Linked DNA regions of Homo sapiens: region 2 is linked to region 1. A link is a contact called in ENCODE Hi-C or POLR2A ChIA-PET data. All regions are on one chromosome and are shown on one strand. Each heading gives the region's core, a stretch centred on a gene start or an enhancer-like site at or near the end of the contact. The rest is flanking DNA. Distances are from core to core; before and after follow the strand shown.

Region 1 (7,872 bases), core at 3,857-6,356:
GGGACACAGAAGCGATTCAGAGCTGGTCCCTGGCCTCAGGGGGCTCACAGTCTGGGGGAGCCATAAGGAAAAAACATGTCAAGTTCCAAGTACTGTGGGATCCAGAGCAGGCTTCCATCCCCATCTAGGGGATCTTGGGGGGCTTCCTGGAGGTGGCAGATGATGACTGATCTGAGTCCTGAGTCTTAGGGGGTCTGCCGGGGAGGGGCTGGGAGTGGAAAGTGCATGCAGGGGGACGGCAGTGAGGATGGAAGAGTGCGCTACTGCTCCGTGCAGTGGAAGCCTGGAGCCTAGCGGATCCAAAGGGGTAGAGAAAGGAGACCACGGCAGACAGAGGGGCTTGCATGCCAGAACCCCATCCCAAGGGAACAGGGAGTCAGGGCAGAGATTCACAGAGGGGAGCAACATGGCCGCTCCCAGTTTTAGAAATCCCCCGCTGTGGGTGTGTGGATTGGACAGGAGGGAAAACCTGTCTGGGAATGAGGGAGGAGGCAAGCAGGGCAGGGGCATGGGGCCCAGGAACAGCAGCGGCCGAGAGAGGGAAGGGGAACCAGCCAGGGCTTGGTGGGGGTAGGGGAAGTCGGGCAGGACCCAGTGGCCAGGTCAAACCCTCCTGGACTGCCAGGTGCCCTTGACCTGCTGGGGGTCTGGGTGGTGCTGGGGCAAGATGTTGAGAGCTCTTTCCTAGCACAATTCTGCCAGCGGATCTACTGTGGAACCACCAGAGGGCCTGGCTCTGTGCCTCGCAGCACATCTTCCCCAACCCCAACAGAAAGGAAGCTCTGAAAAGTGACCTGTGGGCACCTGCCAACCTAGGAGGGACGGGTCGGGATTCTCACAGGCCATGGAACTGGGGCTTGGCCAACTGGAGCCGGATCTCCTGGGGACCTTGAGGGCAGCAACATCCAACTAATACTAAAGCAGCTCCAGACCAGGCGCCGTGGCTCAAGCCTGTAATCCCAGCACTTTGGGAGGCCAAGGCAGGCGGATCACAAGGTCAGGAGATTGAGACCATCCTGGCCAACATGGAGAAACCCGGTCTCTACTAAAAATACAAAAATTAGCCGGGCATGGTGGTGCGTGCCTGTAATCCCAGCTACTCAGAAGGCTGAGGCAAGAGAATTGCTTGAACCCAGGAAGCAGAGGTTGCAGTGAGCCGAGATTGTGCCACTGCACTCCTGTGTGGTGACAGAGTGAAACGCCGTCTCAAAAAAAATTAAAATAAAATAAAAATAAAGCAGCTCTAGGCTGGGCGCGGTGGCTCACGCCGGTAATCCCAGCACTTTGGGAGGCCGAGGCGGGCGGATCACGAGGTCAGATTGAGAGCATCCTGGCTAACACGGTGAAACACTGTCTCTACTAAAAAATACAAAAAATTAGCCGGGCTTGGTGGCAGGCGCCTGTAGTCCCAGCTACTCGGGAGGCTGAGGCAGGGGAACGGCGTGAACCCGGGAGGCGGAGCTTGCAGTGAGCAGAGATTGCGCCACTGAACTCCAGCCTGGGTGACAGAGCAAGACTCTGTCTCAAAATAAATAAATAAATAAATAAATAAATAAATAAATAAATAAATAAATAAAGCAAGCAGCTCTAAATCCTCCCTAATCCCGGCCCTGGGCCACATTTTTGACATGCCACCCCCCGCTTTTTTTTTTTTTTAGACAGAGTCTCGCTGTGCTGCCCAGACTAGAGTGCAGTGGCACGATCTCAGCTCACTGCAACCTCCCCCTCCTGGGTTCAAGGGATTCTCCTGCCTCAGCCTCCTGAGTTGCTGGGATCACGGGCGTGCGCCACCACACCTGGCTAGGTTTTGTGTTTTTAGTAGAGACGGGGTTTCACCACGTTGGCCAGGCTGGTCTCGAACTCCTGGCCTCAGGTGGTCCACCTGCATCTTCCTCCCAAAGTGCTGGGATTACAGGCGTGAACCACCGCGTCTGGCAACATGCACCTTTTCATCCAATCCTCACAACACCCAAACAGCAGCACATCACAATAGTCTTAACAGCTCACATGTACCTTGTTAACTCAGTCCCAGGCACCCTCTCAGCACTTCATACACATGAGCGCATTTCTCATCTTCATAATACTTCTGGGAGGGAGGTACTACTATCCCTGCTTTACAGATGAGGAAACGGAGGCACAGAGAGGTCATGTAACTTGCCCGGGTTGCAGAGCTGAGAGCAGGGGGACGGACGGAGGGCCATCTGACACCAGAGCCTGGGCGCTTCCCGCTCCATCACTCTGAAACATTCGCTCGCTTGGGCTGCTGGGAACCTCTCAGTTGCTTTACGGGCTTCTGCCCTTCCTCGGGGTTTCATCCTCTGTTCTTCTCTCCCACTGCACCAAACCCTAGGTCAACTTAGGGCCTTCCATAGCCCCCATGTGCTGAGGATGACCAAGATCGCTGTTCTGAGCCAAGGCACTGCTCACATAAAATTCCCCAATAGCCTCCCACTGGGTTAAGCACAAAGCTAGAGCTTGGACACATGACCCCCACTGTCCTTGCAAAATCAGATTCCAGCTCCAGCCTGTCCCCGCAGGCTCATCTCGAATCCCTCTACACACAAGCTGCAGCCATTTCAGAGCCTTTGAACTCTGCTGAGCTTCTGACGCTCACTGGACCTGGCACTCTCTCCCCCTCTCAGCCTAGCTCTATCCTGCTCGGTTCCAGCATCTCCTCTTCCAAGAAGCCTCCCCTGACCTTCCAGGCTGGGCCTGCTACACCCTCTGTGCTGTGGCTTCTTGTAATTAATCACCTGATTCCAATTTCACCTCCCTCCTGAAGGGAGAATGCTTGGTTCCATGTTGCATCCCCGGGGCCTACTCCAGAGGCTGACTCACGAGGCAGAATACACTGAACAGGAACGGGCTGCAGGGAGGACAGGGCCTTGATGGCAGCCTTAAGACTGAGGCTGACCAGGTCTTAGGAGTTCATGGAAAAGGTCTGGGCTGGAGACAGATGTGGATGGTTAGCACAGACAGTAACAAAAGCCAAGGATGAGAGATCAAGTTTTCACAAGAGGCCGGGCATGGTGGCTCACGCCTGTAACCCCAGCACTTTGGGAGGCCGAGGCAGGGGGATCACTTGAGGTCAGGAGTTCGAGACCAGCCTGGCCAACATGGTAAAACCCTGTCTCTACTAAAAATACAACAATTAGCCAGGTGTGGTGACGGCTGCCTGTAGTCCCAGCTACCCAGGAGGCTGAGGCAGGAGAATCCCTTGAACCTGGGTGGTGGATGTTGCAGTGAGCCGATTGTGCCATTGCATTCCAGACTGGGAGACAGAGTGAGACTCCGTCTCTAAGTAAGTAAATAAATAAGTCTTCACGAGAGAACAGAGGATTGCTGAGGACAGACTCCAGGGAAGCACATCAGAGGGCTGGGAAGAAAATGAGAATTCCACATAGGGGACTAAAGAGGAGCTGGGGTGTAGCTGAAGCAGAAACAGAGGAAAAAGATGGCTGCCAGTGAACCACACCTCCGGCGCTCAGGCCCTGCTGCCGCCTCTCCCATTGGACCTGGGCTGGCTGTGCGACTCATTTTTGACTAAAGTGATGGAAGGGATGCTGCAGCACCTCCAAGCCAAATTCATAAGAAGCTCGTAGGTTCCACTTGGGGCTGTTGAGGCTCCCTTTACTTTTTATTGTTTTTATTTTTTTAGAGATGGGTCTCACTCTGTTGCCCAGGCTGGAGTGCGGTGGCAGCAATCACAGTTCACTGCAACCTCCAACTCGTGGGCTCAAGCAATCATCCTGCCTCAGCCTCCCAAGTAGCTGGGACTCCAGGCACATGCATCACCATGCCTGGCTTTTGTTTTGAGAAGGAGTCTCACTCTGTTCCCTAGGCTGGAGTGCAGTGGCGCAATCTCAGCTCACTGCAACCTCCGCCTCCCAGGTTCAAGTGATTTCCCTGCCTCAGCCTCCTGAGTAGCTGGGATTACAGGTGCATGCCACCATGCCTGGTTAATTTTGTATTTTTAGTAGAGATGGGGTTTCTCCATGTTGATCAGGTTGGTCTCGAACTCCTGACCTCAGGTGATCTGCCTGCCTCGGCCTCCCAAAGTGCTGGGATTACAGGTGTGAGCCACCTCACCCGGGCTGCTTGGCTATTGTTTTTTTGTTTTTTTAATTTCTTGTAGATACGAGGTTTTGCTGTGTTGCCCAGGCTAGTCTCGAACTAACTCTTGGCCTCAAGTGATCCTCCTGCCTCGGGCTCCTGAAGTGCTGGATATACAGTCGTGAGCCACTGTACCTGGCCAGAACTCCTCTTCTAGGGGGAAGTCAACCACAATGTAGGAAGTCAGATTGTCCCAAGTCCACTATGCTGTAAGGAGCCCAAGCTAGCCCCGTGAAGTGGCCATGTGGAGAAAGATGTCCAGGCCGGGCACGGTGGCTCACGCCTGTAATCCCAGCACTTTGGGAGGCCAAGGTGGGTGGATTACTTGAGGTCAGGAGTTTGAGACCAGCCTGGCTAATGTGGTGAAACCCCATTTCTACTAAAAACATAAATAATTAGCTGGGCGTGGTGGCGGGCACCTGTAATCCCAGCTACTTGGGAGGCTGAGGCAGGAAATCACTTGAAGCCAGGAGGCAGAGGTTGCAGTGAGCCGAGATCACACCACTGCACTCCAGCCTGGGCGGCAGAGCGGGACTTTATCTCAAAAAAAGACACAAAGAGGTTGAGCCAGGTCAACCCACAGGACCATGAATATTTAAAAAGTGGTATTCTAGGCCATTACATATGTGGTTGTTGGCGACACAGCAATAGATAACTGAAACAGTTGGTAATTTAACACCTACACAGTCCTCTGGGGTAGACGTTATTGTTCCCATTTATCAGAAGAGGAAGTAAAGCCCAGAGAGAGATGTGACTCAGTAAGGCTCACCTAGCCAGCTGGAGGCAGCAGGTAGGGTTTGACCTGGCAGGTTCATCTGAAACCAGTTTGTTTTCTTTACAGAGCACATGCCTGGCTGCCTGAAGCAGTTGACCAGAACTTGCAGCCAAACCACGTGGTTTTGGTCAAATTCCCTGCGGCCGCGGTGACAGGGCCATTTCCCAGGTGGCTCATCTGGGAGCCTGCTGGAACCCTGGCTTATTCTTTTGTAAAGCAGGCTTCTTCCCACCCCCTGCACCATTGAGACGTGATTCACACATAGTAAAAATGAACAAATCGTAAGTGCAAGGCGTGGCATTTTTTTTTTTTTTTAAACAAAGTCTCGCTGTGTCATCCAGGCTGGAGTGCAATGGCGCGATCTGGGCTCACTACAACCTCCGCCTCCCGGGTTCAAGCAATTTTCCTGCCTCAGCCTCCCGAGTAGCTGGGATTACAGGCATGCGCCAGCAAGCCCGGCTAATTATTTGTATTTTTAGTAGAGACGGGGTTTCGCCATGTTGGCCAGGCTGGTCTCGGAACTCCTGAGTTCAGGTCATCCACCTACCTTGGCCTCCCAAAGTGCTGGGATTATGCCTGGCCGGCATGGTGAATTTTTACATCTGTATGTACCCACGTGACCACAACCCAGACCATGATATAGAACATTTCTGGGATCAGAATGTTCCCTTTTGCCCACTGCTGGTCAATGCCCTCAGCTCAGAGGTACCCGCTCTTCTGACCACTATCACCGTGTTTTGTCTGTTCTTGAACCTCACCTAAATAAAATCGTACAGCCTTACACTCTTCTGTGGCTATTTTTGCTCAACATTGTGTCTGAAAGATTCACCAACATTTTTGTGTGTAGCAGTTGTTTTTAAATTGCTGTATTCTAACGTATGAATCGACCACAATTTATTCATTCTACTACTGACACACAGCTGTATTGTTTATTTGCTGATGTGAGTATTACGGTACTCATCCTTTTGTGCATGTAAGGACTCATTTCTCCTGGATGTGTAAGCAAGAGTGGAAATGCTAGGCCATAGGGTAGATGCGTATTTAACTTGATGAGAAGCTGGTCAGTTTCCTGCCGTGGGTGCAACAAAGCACATTTGCACCAGCAGCGCCTGGGAGCTGCTCTTCTCCGTATCCCCACCAGCACTTGGTACTGGCAGACCTTCTCCTCTGAGCTATTCTGATAGTGGGGCAGTGCGATTTCACGGTTTTTAATGAGATGTGGAGCACCTTTCAGAGGCTGGCCTGGTTTTTGTAGCTGCCCTAGGCAGCCCTGAGGAGGGATGGGAGGGGGGTTGGTGAAGAGGATGTTCCTGCAACCCAGGTGTGAGACGGGGGAGCCCTGAGTTAGGTTGAGGCTAGAAGGGAGGCAGAGGATGGGATGGAGAGCTGTCTTGGGGGGACGGTGGGATGGTGAGGATGGACGGCAGAGCTGCCAGTGGCAGGCATCCCATCTCCCAGTGGCTAGGAACACTCCTGATCTCCTAAGGCAAGCAGTGCCGAGACAGGGCAGCACAAGGCCGGAGGATTTGATGGCACGGGGTCCTGGCTCTTTCTTCTTTGCCATTTTTAGCTATTGATGAGGGAAGATGGCGACAGGGCCAGGAGAGAGGTGTCCTCTCCTTGCGCCACCCTCCCCCTTTTTTTTTGAGATGGAGTTTCGCCCTTGTCACACAGGCTGGAGTGCAGTGGCGCGATCTTGGCTCACTGCAACTTCTGCCTCCTGGGTTCAAGTGATTCTCCTGCCTCAGCCTCCTGAGTAGCTGGGATTACAGGTGCTTGGCACCACGTCTGGCTAATTTTTTGTATTTTTAGTAGAGACGGGGTTTCACCATGTTGGCCAGGCTGGTCTCGAACTCCTGACCTCAAGTGATCCCCCTGCCTTGGCCTCCCAAAGTGCTAGGATAATAGGCAAGAGCCACCGCGCCCGGCCTCTTGTGCCTCTTTTTAAGACCAAGGACACCCTTCCCAGATGACCTCCTCCACCCCACTCCCAAGACTTCCCCTCGCATTTCACTGGCTTGCGTGAACTGCAAGCCTTGTCCATTCCTCAACCAATCCCTGGCAAGGGAATGGGAAACAATCTCTTCCCACTCCACGAGGTCACTCTCCTGTGGCTCTTTGCCTGAACACACCAGGGACGTTTGCTCCTGCTGGTGCCTCCACGTGGGAAGGCCCTTCCTGATTCTTCCATCTGGAAGAGTCATCTTTCAAAGCTGCCTCCAAAGGCAGTCTTCTACCTGCAGGCTGGGTCAGGGTCTCCTCTGGGTTCTCACAGCCTTCCAGGACCCCTACTGGATGTGGCCTGTTTCTGTGGCTCAGAAATGGGACCTCTTCCCAGCCCCATGCAACCATAATCAGCACAGCCAGCCATGGTGAGGACTCCCAGCCCGCTGGACCTGTGCCTGGCAGCCACAACCCTGCCCTCACCCCTGCCCAGGGCTGGGCATGACCTCTGGGAAAAGCCTCAGGAGAGGACTGGGACTGAAAGAAAAACACCCATTTGATGGAGAAGCAAACTGAGGCTCAGTGAGGGGTGTGACTTGCCCAAGGTCATGGTCAGGGCTAGTCTTAGCCCCAGGCCTCTCTCTCAGGCCTGGGCCCTGGGCCCTACTCCAGGGCTCCTCAGACTTTGAAGGTCACGTGAATCACTGGGGCACCCTGTTAAAATGCAGACGCTGGTTCAGTAGGTTGGGGTGGGACTGGACTTGCTATTTCCCACATGCTTCCGCTGCCACTAGCCTGCAAGCCACACTGGGGGCGTCACAGTCTGTACTAAGGGAGACCTTGGATTTTCAGCCCCACCCTCAGAAGCCTAGAGGCCGCTGCTTTAGGAAGGGTGGGGTGTGGGTAGGGTGTGAGTGGGGAAGCCACTTCAAGAAACCCCAATCTCCATTCCTGTTCTGCCAGCCATCTAGGACACCAGAGCTGCTGGAACGTTTTATTAAGTTAAGAGGTTCAGGGAGCAGAAGAGAAACACCTTTTGG
Region 2 (7,872 bases), core at 3,008-5,507, 210 kb after region 1:
AAGCCCCTGGAACTCTGTCTGGCCCCCTGCGGGGCAGGTGCCTCTAGGGAACGCCCAAATCCCCAGAGACACCACCCTCTTTACCCAGCAGAATGGCCACAGGCTGGCATTTCATGAGCATTAAACCAGGGCAGCCACCAGGGGAGGCTGAGTGGTCTCGCTGGCATCCTCTTGGTTAGAACCAGCGGCCTCACCACCTCCGTGAGTCACAGTCCAGCGAAAGGCTCTCTCGCCTGCAGAACATGTCAGCGCATCTTGGAACTGTGCTTTATCTACTTTTGGTTAGAGAGGGGGCGGGCAGGTGCATGCCATAGGAGCTAAGGGAAAAGTGACTTATTTCTCCTACTTGGGTCCCTCAAGTTTGTCAAAATGTGTGATACCCTTGGTCTGAGACTCCCAAATGAAGACACCCCATGACCCAGAATGCCCCACTTTCAGGAACCCTGCAGGTCTAGCCCAGGCTCCTGTAGTGATCTTGCCAAGAAGTCATACAACCCCGGTTGCACACCCATAGTGACAGGGAGCTCACCACCTTAGGTTGGCTGCTGGTGGCTAAATTTAATAGGTCTTCAGATATCTAAGAGATAGCATTTCTCTCTCCCAGGAGAGCCACCCCCAATTCCCGAAGCTGTCACTATCAGTTACCCTTCTCTCAACAGCGTGATCCCTGCTCCAAATGGAATGTGCTACCACAGTGCTAAGTCTGAGCAGGTTGTTACCTCCCTTGTTTTAAGGCACAGATCTCAACTAACACAAGCTTTGATTCTTCCAGCTTGTGGTCAACCAAGGTCCTCCAACCCAAGCTGCTTTATCCAGGCCTGAGCCCTGAACCTCACCTGCTACCCCTTCTCCTGCAGCTTTGTAATTAATCTGGGCCAGGGGACAGACAAGCTGAACCTGCATTTCAACCCTCGCTTCAGCGAATCCACCATTGTCTGCAACTCATTGGACGGCAGCAACTGGGGGCAAGAACAACGGGAAGATCACCTGTGCTTCAGCCCAGGGTCAGAGGTCAAGGTGAGGTCAAAGGGGGAAAGGGCACTGGGGTGATGTCAAGGGGAGGGCCCAGATGGAAGAGAGCCTGGCCTGGACACAGGTGCTGGCCTTGTTTGAGCCATCAGGCACTGCCCTGGCCCATTTCCAGGGCCTCCTGCCTCCTTGACACCCTCCCTCCCCACAGTTCACAGTGACCTTTGAGAGTGACAAATTCAAGGTGAAGCTGCCAGATGGGCACGAGCTGACTTTTCCCAACAGGCTGGGTCACAGCCACCTGAGCTACCTGAGCGTAAGGGGCGGGTTCAACATGTCCTCTTTCAAGTTAAAAGAATAAAAGACTTCCAGCCGAGATTCTCTGTCCTGGTTCTTCTTCCGAGTCACACCAGGATCAACAGAGCTTGGGTGTGTTCCCCTATCCCTACCTGCAGTTCCTGCCCCAGGGCTAAAAGCAAACAAAATAATCTGTTTTTATCGAGTCTTCCTGTGGCAAGAACTGTGGCTTGTGACTCCTTTCTCTCTTGGGTCCCTCAAGTTTACAAAAACATGGGATACCCCTGGTCTGAGGACCTCTGAATGAAGGCACCCCATGATCCAGAATGTCCTGCTCTCAGGGATCCTGAGGTCCCGTAGTGATCCTGCCTCCTGCCACACATCCTCTGGTTGCATACCTGTAGTGACAGGGAGTGCACCACCTCACGTTAGCTGTTTGTGGCTAAATTTAACCGGTCTTCCGATACCTAAGGAGGGCATTTCTCTTTCCGTGCATTTTAATGCTCCTGGCATTTTCATAATACTGAGGAGGAAACAGATATGAGGACACCCGGCTGCCATGTTGGGAGGCTGAGACATGCTCCCAACAGTCCTACGCACTTGCTTCTGTCTACTTGCCCCCACTATCGCCAGAGCAAATGCCATGCTGCCCTGTGGGATTATGGGGCAGACACGAGTCCCAGGCACCTGGGCCAGGGGCTGTTCCCGGAACTGCAGATAAGGGCTCCCACCTGGGCCTCTTATCTCAGGGGCGTTCCAGCCTGGTTACTCATTACCCTCCCCTTGGCGCGTCCACTTCCCTTCCCTGCTGGGGGCCTTGATGGGGGATCCTTGGCTTTCTAAACTCCCTGGAGGGGAGGGGACTGAAGCAGACAGAGCTGATGCTGTTGTCCCAGGTCCCCAAGCATCTTGCAGGACACCTTTTATCAAAACAGCCTTATTTAATCAGGCCCCAGAGGCAAGTCTGGGGTATACAGGCAGGTGGGATTCCTCCCCGGGAGGTCATACCTGACCTTTCTGGGGTAAGAGGGAGGCTGGGGCGGGGATGTTGGGGAAGCGGCCTGGGAGACGGCTGTCAGGGTTGCAGCAGGGACGCTCTGGGATGAGCTGGGGGCAGGCGGTCCCTTTGGGAGGTGAGACAATGGCCCTGTGTGGTACACTCCCTGCCCCCCACCCCCCACGGGCCGCTTGGTCTGGCACAAAGGACACACTGTGAGGCTGGGTCCTCCAGCTGGTGGGGGTGGCATGGAGTGGGGCCTAAGGAACAGCTATTAGGTCCAGAGTGGCAGTCGGGGGAGGTGGTCAGTTTGGCAGGGCCTCTGGGAGCATAAAAGTCCCAGAGCAAGCCTGGCCTTCCCTGTCCTCCCTCCCATGTCTGTCCTGCAGAGGTGGGGAGGGGTTTAGGGGCAACATGACTTCTCCCCTCTCCGGTCTGGTAGGAACCAGCTGTTAGGTGAGGGGCCGGCTCTGCACCTAGGTGGGGCCCTGGGACCGTGCCCCAGCCCCTCACACCTTGACCTCATCATCCTCCTCAGCATCCGCAAATTCAAAGGTGTTTGCTTGCACTGTGCTGGGCACTGGGGTCCTGCTGCCTGCCTGGGGCGCCCTCCACTCTTCGTCCAGGCTCTCCCAGGAGGCCCGGGCTTGGGGCAGCACCTCCACCCGCTCCTGCCGCGCATCCATCTCTGGGTAGTGGTGGCCGCCATCCCAGCCTGCTCCCCAGTGCCTGCCGAGGGCAGGGCCAGCAGGTCCTCGGGGACCCCCTCCCACTGGGCTGGACTTCACCTCAGCCACTGGGCCCAACCCAGCTGTTACCCCATTGGGACAGTGTCCATGGGGTGTGGAGCTTGCGGCAGGGGCTGGGGGATTTGCAGCAGGACCCGTGGGGGTTGCGGCAGGTGCTGAGGGGTTTGCAGCAGGCGCTGGGGGGTTTGCAGTAGTGGCTGGGGGGTTTGCAGCAGGACCCGTGGGGTTTGCAGTAGGGGCTGGGGGGTTTGCAGCGGGGGCTGGAGTCTCAGCTGCAGGGGCTTCTGGGAGGCTCATGACCCCTAGCAGCTCGCTGAGGAGTGAGGGCCCAAGGTCGAGGTCCAGGCGGAAGGACAAGAGAGAGTCAGAGCGGCGAAGCCCGGGCTCAGAGGGGAAGGAACCATCCCGGTCTCGGTCATGCGGCTTTTCCGAGCGGGGCAGGCGGGAGATGGTGCAGAACCCAGAGTCCAGGCCTAGAAGAGAAATGGGCAGTGGGCTCAGAGCTGGGGTCCCTCACCAGGAATTCAGGAGGGGAGACAGGACCAGTCCTGGCTTGCTGTGTGGCCTCTGGCTAGTCCCTCCCCTCTCTGGCCTCGGTTTCTCCCATCTTTCCAATAGAATACACTCCATGGTCACCTGTGTGATCTTCCTGTCTACCCCGAAAGCTGAAAATCATCATTATCCTCATTTCCATTATGCAGATGGGGAAAGTGAGGCTCAGTTTGGGATGGGGCGAAGGAGCTAGCCCAAGGCCATAGAAGTCTGACGAGGTGGAATCAAGTCTGGAGCTCAAATCTCCTCTCAGTCCCAACTGTGACCTCAGCCATGGCCACCGGCTCCCTGCCATGACGCTGGCCGATGGCTGCAGGTGAACCCATAGCACGTGAGCTGGTTTGTGGACACAGGATGGGACCAGCAATCAGGGTCTGACTGTATAGAAATGAAGGACAGACATGTCCAGCCCCTGCTTCCAGGACTACAGACCTGAGACAGAATCGGGTTTCTGTGGACCAGTCCTCAGTGCGGTTCTGAGCAGCCGCCTGGGGCAGGGGTGTTAGAGCCACTCCCGCAAGGCAGGGAGTGGCCACCAGGTGGCAGCAGGGGCCCATGGTTCTCAGGTGAGCTCTGACCGAACGGCCAAGGTGGCACTTCTGGCTGGGCAGGAAGGCCTGTGGCTTGCGGTTCCTGTGAGTGGTTTCCCAAATTTGTCGAGTTACAGGAAACCAAGTTCAGATAACAACAGCTCCAGTGTCCTGAGCACCTACTAAGTATCAGCCCCCCTGCGCCTCTCCTGGCACTGAATCTTAGCAATGACCCCGAGAGACTCATTATCCAGGCGAGGACTTGAACTTATAGAGGTCAACTGACTTCCTGAAATTCAGGCAGAACTGGATTGGAATCTAGAGCCCAGGCCCTTCACCTCTCCATGATATCATTCCGACATGAGGGGAAGGCTTTGGTTGAAGGGGGCAAGAATGGGTGGGTGACTGGTTCAGCTAAGGCCCAGAGAGGGGGATGTGCTTGCCCAGGTCACACAGCAAGTGAGGGGCAGCTAGAATTCAAACTCCACCTCCTCACTCTCAACCTCAGGTGTTTTGGGGAGTCAGCTTGTTCCCACCACTGCACCCCCTCCCCATCCATGATGTGGGGTCTGGGCCTGACCTCTGTGGTCACTTGGAGCTCACTTGGAGCTTGGAGGAGCCACTGAACCCCTCTGGGCCTCAGCCTCAGCCTCTGAAAAGTGGGCCAAGATGGCCCAGGCCCTCACCGTAGCTGGAGTGGCCGTCCGTGGAGCTGGTGGGGCTGCTGTCGAAGCTGAGCTTGCCAACCACGAGGCTGTCGTAGGCGGCCTGGTTGAGCTGGGGCAGGGAGATGGCGTTCTTGATGATGGGGGAGATGGCCGGTGGAGCCGGGGAGGGTGCAGGGGGAGATGCCATCCTCCGGGGGGGCGCCCCCACCCTCCGCACCAGCTGCAGCTTCTTGGCCAGGAAGCTGCGGGGTGAGCGATGGGTGCTCCCGGAGCTGCCACCGTGGTTGCTGAGGAAGGACGTGTCCCCGAAGACATCCCCGCCACGGCCCACATGCATGGTGTGGCGGAAGTCCCCGAGTGGGTGGCTGATCATGTCTGCAGTCAGCCGCCTCTTTCCCTGTGAACTGGACACCCAGCCCACAGGCGAGAGCTTGCCCAGGCTCATGGTGGCGGCGCCTCTGCCCCCCTGGGGGCCGGGCATCAGCTCTGGCTGCTCACAGCTGCTAGTCCATGCCTACCAGGGGCCGGGGGAGGGAGGTGGGCTGGGCTTGGGATGGCTGCTCAGCTCCTTTGCCCTGGCGGAAGCTGTAAATGGCACTCTCCTAAGGTGAGGTCCCCAAATGCAGAGGCTGTGGGGGGTTCATGGCTCGTCTCTCCCAGGGGCCCGGCTCCCAGCCCCTCAGAAGCAGCTATAGATGTTCAAGCGCAGAGAAAGCACCCCCGAGGTGGTCGGCAACTCTCCTGCCCAGAGGTGGAGACCTGGAAGGAAGACAGAATGGGCGGTGACGGCAGGCCCGCGACAGAGGAGGAAATCCGGGGTCCAAACATTAGCAGCTGAAGAGGATAGATGATCACACCCAACTACACGGATGGAGGCCTCCAACTGACGCGGGGCAGAAGCTAGGCACACGGGGACCCAAGTGAGTCTGTGTATAGAAAGTTCAAGAACACAGCCGGGTGCGGTGGCTCATGCTGGTAATCCCAGCACTTCGGGAGGTTGAGGTGGGTGGCTCACCTGAGGTCAGGAGTTCGAGACCAGCCTGGCCAACATAGAGAAACCCCGTCTCTACTAAAAATACAAAACTTAGCCGGACGTGGTGGTGCGCACCTGTAATCCCAGCTACCCAGGAAGCTGTGGCAGGAGAATCACTTGAACCTTGGAGGCAGAGGTTGCAGTGAGCCAAGATCACATCACGGCACTCCAGCCTCGGCAACAAGAGCAACATTCCGTCTCAAAAAAAAAAAAAAAAAAAAAAAAAAAAACAAGGAAGTTCAGTAACAGGCAAAACCAATTGATGCTATTAGCAATCAGAATGATGGCAGCCTCTGAGCAGGTACTGACTGAATAGGGGACAAATAATTCATTGAGCTATACACTTAAGCCATGTATCAGGAAAAAATAGAAGCACTCATTCACTCATTCTAAGTCTGAGCAACATAATGAGACCTGGTTTTTACAAAAAAATTTTAAAAAAATTAGTTGGGTGTGGTGGTGTATGCCTGTGGTCCTAGCTACTCAGGAGGCTAAGAAGGGAGGATCCTTTGAGCCTAGGAGGTCAAGGCTGCAATGAGCCATGATTGTGTCACTGCACTCCAGTCTGGGAGACAGAGCAAGACCTTGTCTCAAAAAAAAAAAAAAAAAAAAGGAAAAAAAAAAGAAAGCACTTATTCTGCAGGGCCCACTTATGAAGCACTTACTAAGTGCCAAGACCTCACCCGCCTCATCGTTTAAACCCATACAATACTCCTGAGGGGCTGGGCGCGGTGGCTCACGCCTGTATTCCCAGCACTTTGGGAGGCCAAGGCGGGTGGATCACGAGGTCAGGAATTAGAGACCAGCCTGGCCAACATGGTGAAACCCCGTCTCTACCAGAAATACAAAAAATTAGCTGGGCGTAGTGGCGGGCGCCTGTAATCCCAGCTACTCAGGAGCCTGAGGCAGGAGAATTGCTTGAACCCGGGAGGCAGAGGTTGCAGTGAGCCGAGATTGCGCCACTGCACTCCAGCCTGTGCGACAGAGCGAGACTCCGTCTCACAAACAACAACAACAACAAAAACATTACTCCTGAGGGCAGCATGAGATTAGAGAGGGGAAACTGAGGCACAAAGTGACGTAACTTGCCTGAGGCTACGTAGTAAGAAATGGTGAAACAGGCCCCACATCCCAGAGCCCTGGAGCCCCAGGCTACACTGCCTCCTGCTGAGTAACTGAGTAAGTCACCTCCCTTCTCTGTGCATTAAAATCTCTGCCACGCAGCGAAGCCAGGAGGGAGCAGACACCTCACCAAAGCTTTGTGAAGCTGGGTAAACAGCCAGAGCAGAGGTTCCTCTGAACCATCCACCTTCAAGGAGCTTCCTGGAATAAGGATCCTGTGGTCAAAAGTGGCTTTTTCCAGCTGCCTCCTCCATGCGTGAGCATATTCAAGTCTCTGAGAAGGCCCGCAGGAAAAGACTTTATCACAGTTTGTCAAACTGACGTAGGAGCCTTGCTGTCAGGGAGCAAGCTTTGGAAAAAGCTCAGCTGGTGCCAAAAGCTATTTCTTGTGCATCTCTCCTTCCTGATTCCCCACCCCCACCATACACACACACACATCCTCCCCTGCTCCAGCTTCTCTAAGCATCTCTTGTTCTGACCCCTTTCCTTCTAGTGTCATACAAAGTCCAGGCTAGAGCGCACCTGTGATCCTATGCTTTTCCTGTGGCCCACTGAGGGCAAAGCTGGCTAGAGGTCAGATCCACAGAGCTAGTTGAGACTTGAACTCAGAGCCTCTGACTCACATAAGCCCTTGACTGGCTTGTGGAGCCCAGTCTCGCCTCCCGAGATCGGCAATGCACTTGGAGGGTGGGGAGGCCGCCTGGATTTTCCTGCCTTTCTCCCTTGGGCATCTAGCTTGGGCTCTGCACTTAACAAGTGCCAAATCAATGCCAGCTGAATCACAGATCTCCATGATAACCTGCATGCCAAAACATCACCCTGGCCCCTTCTGAGAGTGGGAGGGCAGGCTGGGCTCTGTGTCCTCACAATGTGACCTTGGGCAAGTCACTTACCTACACAGACCTGGGACCTCAGCTGATAAAAGTCAATAATGATCCTTAAGAACACCTATGTC

The links. Hi-C counts contacts between places; a loop is a spot of excess contacts on that map. ChIA-PET counts read pairs that join two places held with the same protein, here RNA polymerase II (POLR2A). Pooled maps may share reads with other maps.
Region 2: a loop to region 1 is called in a pooled map, with 2.5 times the contacts of the local background. The contact joins two enhancer-like sites. A Hi-C loop is called at or near these places in 1 of 50 pooled maps. POLR2A ChIA-PET finds 5 or more read pairs at or near these places in 4 of 52 experiments (AG04450, PC-9, Panc1 and 1 more).

Annotation. Positions count from the first base shown.
Region 1 is chr22:37,774,450-37,782,321 of GRCh38, reverse strand. TRIOBP (TRIO and F-actin binding protein) reads right to left here. Exons shown (of 24, transcript NM_001039141.3): 24 at 5,766-7,872. Among named protein-coding and RNA genes, the nearest start is that of H1-0, 27 kb to the left of the region's middle. RefSeq lists an enhancer at 87-586. Within about 2 kb of position 5,106, at least 18 of the 41 ENCODE cell types and tissues checked have a DNase peak (open chromatin) inside an H3K27ac peak, as active enhancers do; they include PC-9, where a contact is called at or near this core.
Region 2 is chr22:37,563,721-37,571,592 of GRCh38, reverse strand. It overlaps CDC42EP1 (CDC42 effector protein 1), which reads right to left. Exons shown (of 3, transcript NM_152243.3): 2 at 4,781-5,521; 3 at 2,188-3,485. The coding sequence starts at 5,243. The coding sequence ends at 2,773. It overlaps LGALS2 (galectin 2), which reads left to right. Exons shown (of 4, transcript NM_006498.3): 3 at 858-1,017; 4 at 1,181-1,345. The coding sequence ends at 1,330. Among named protein-coding and RNA genes, the nearest start is that of CDC42EP1, 7.2 kb to the right of the region's middle. RefSeq lists enhancers at 1-480, 1,120-1,628, 1,965-2,109, 1,857-2,151, 3,118-3,769 and 2 more and a cis regulatory region at 2,030-2,043. Within about 2 kb of position 4,257, at least 29 of the 41 ENCODE cell types and tissues checked have a DNase peak (open chromatin) inside an H3K27ac peak, as active enhancers do; they include PC-9, where a contact is called at or near this core.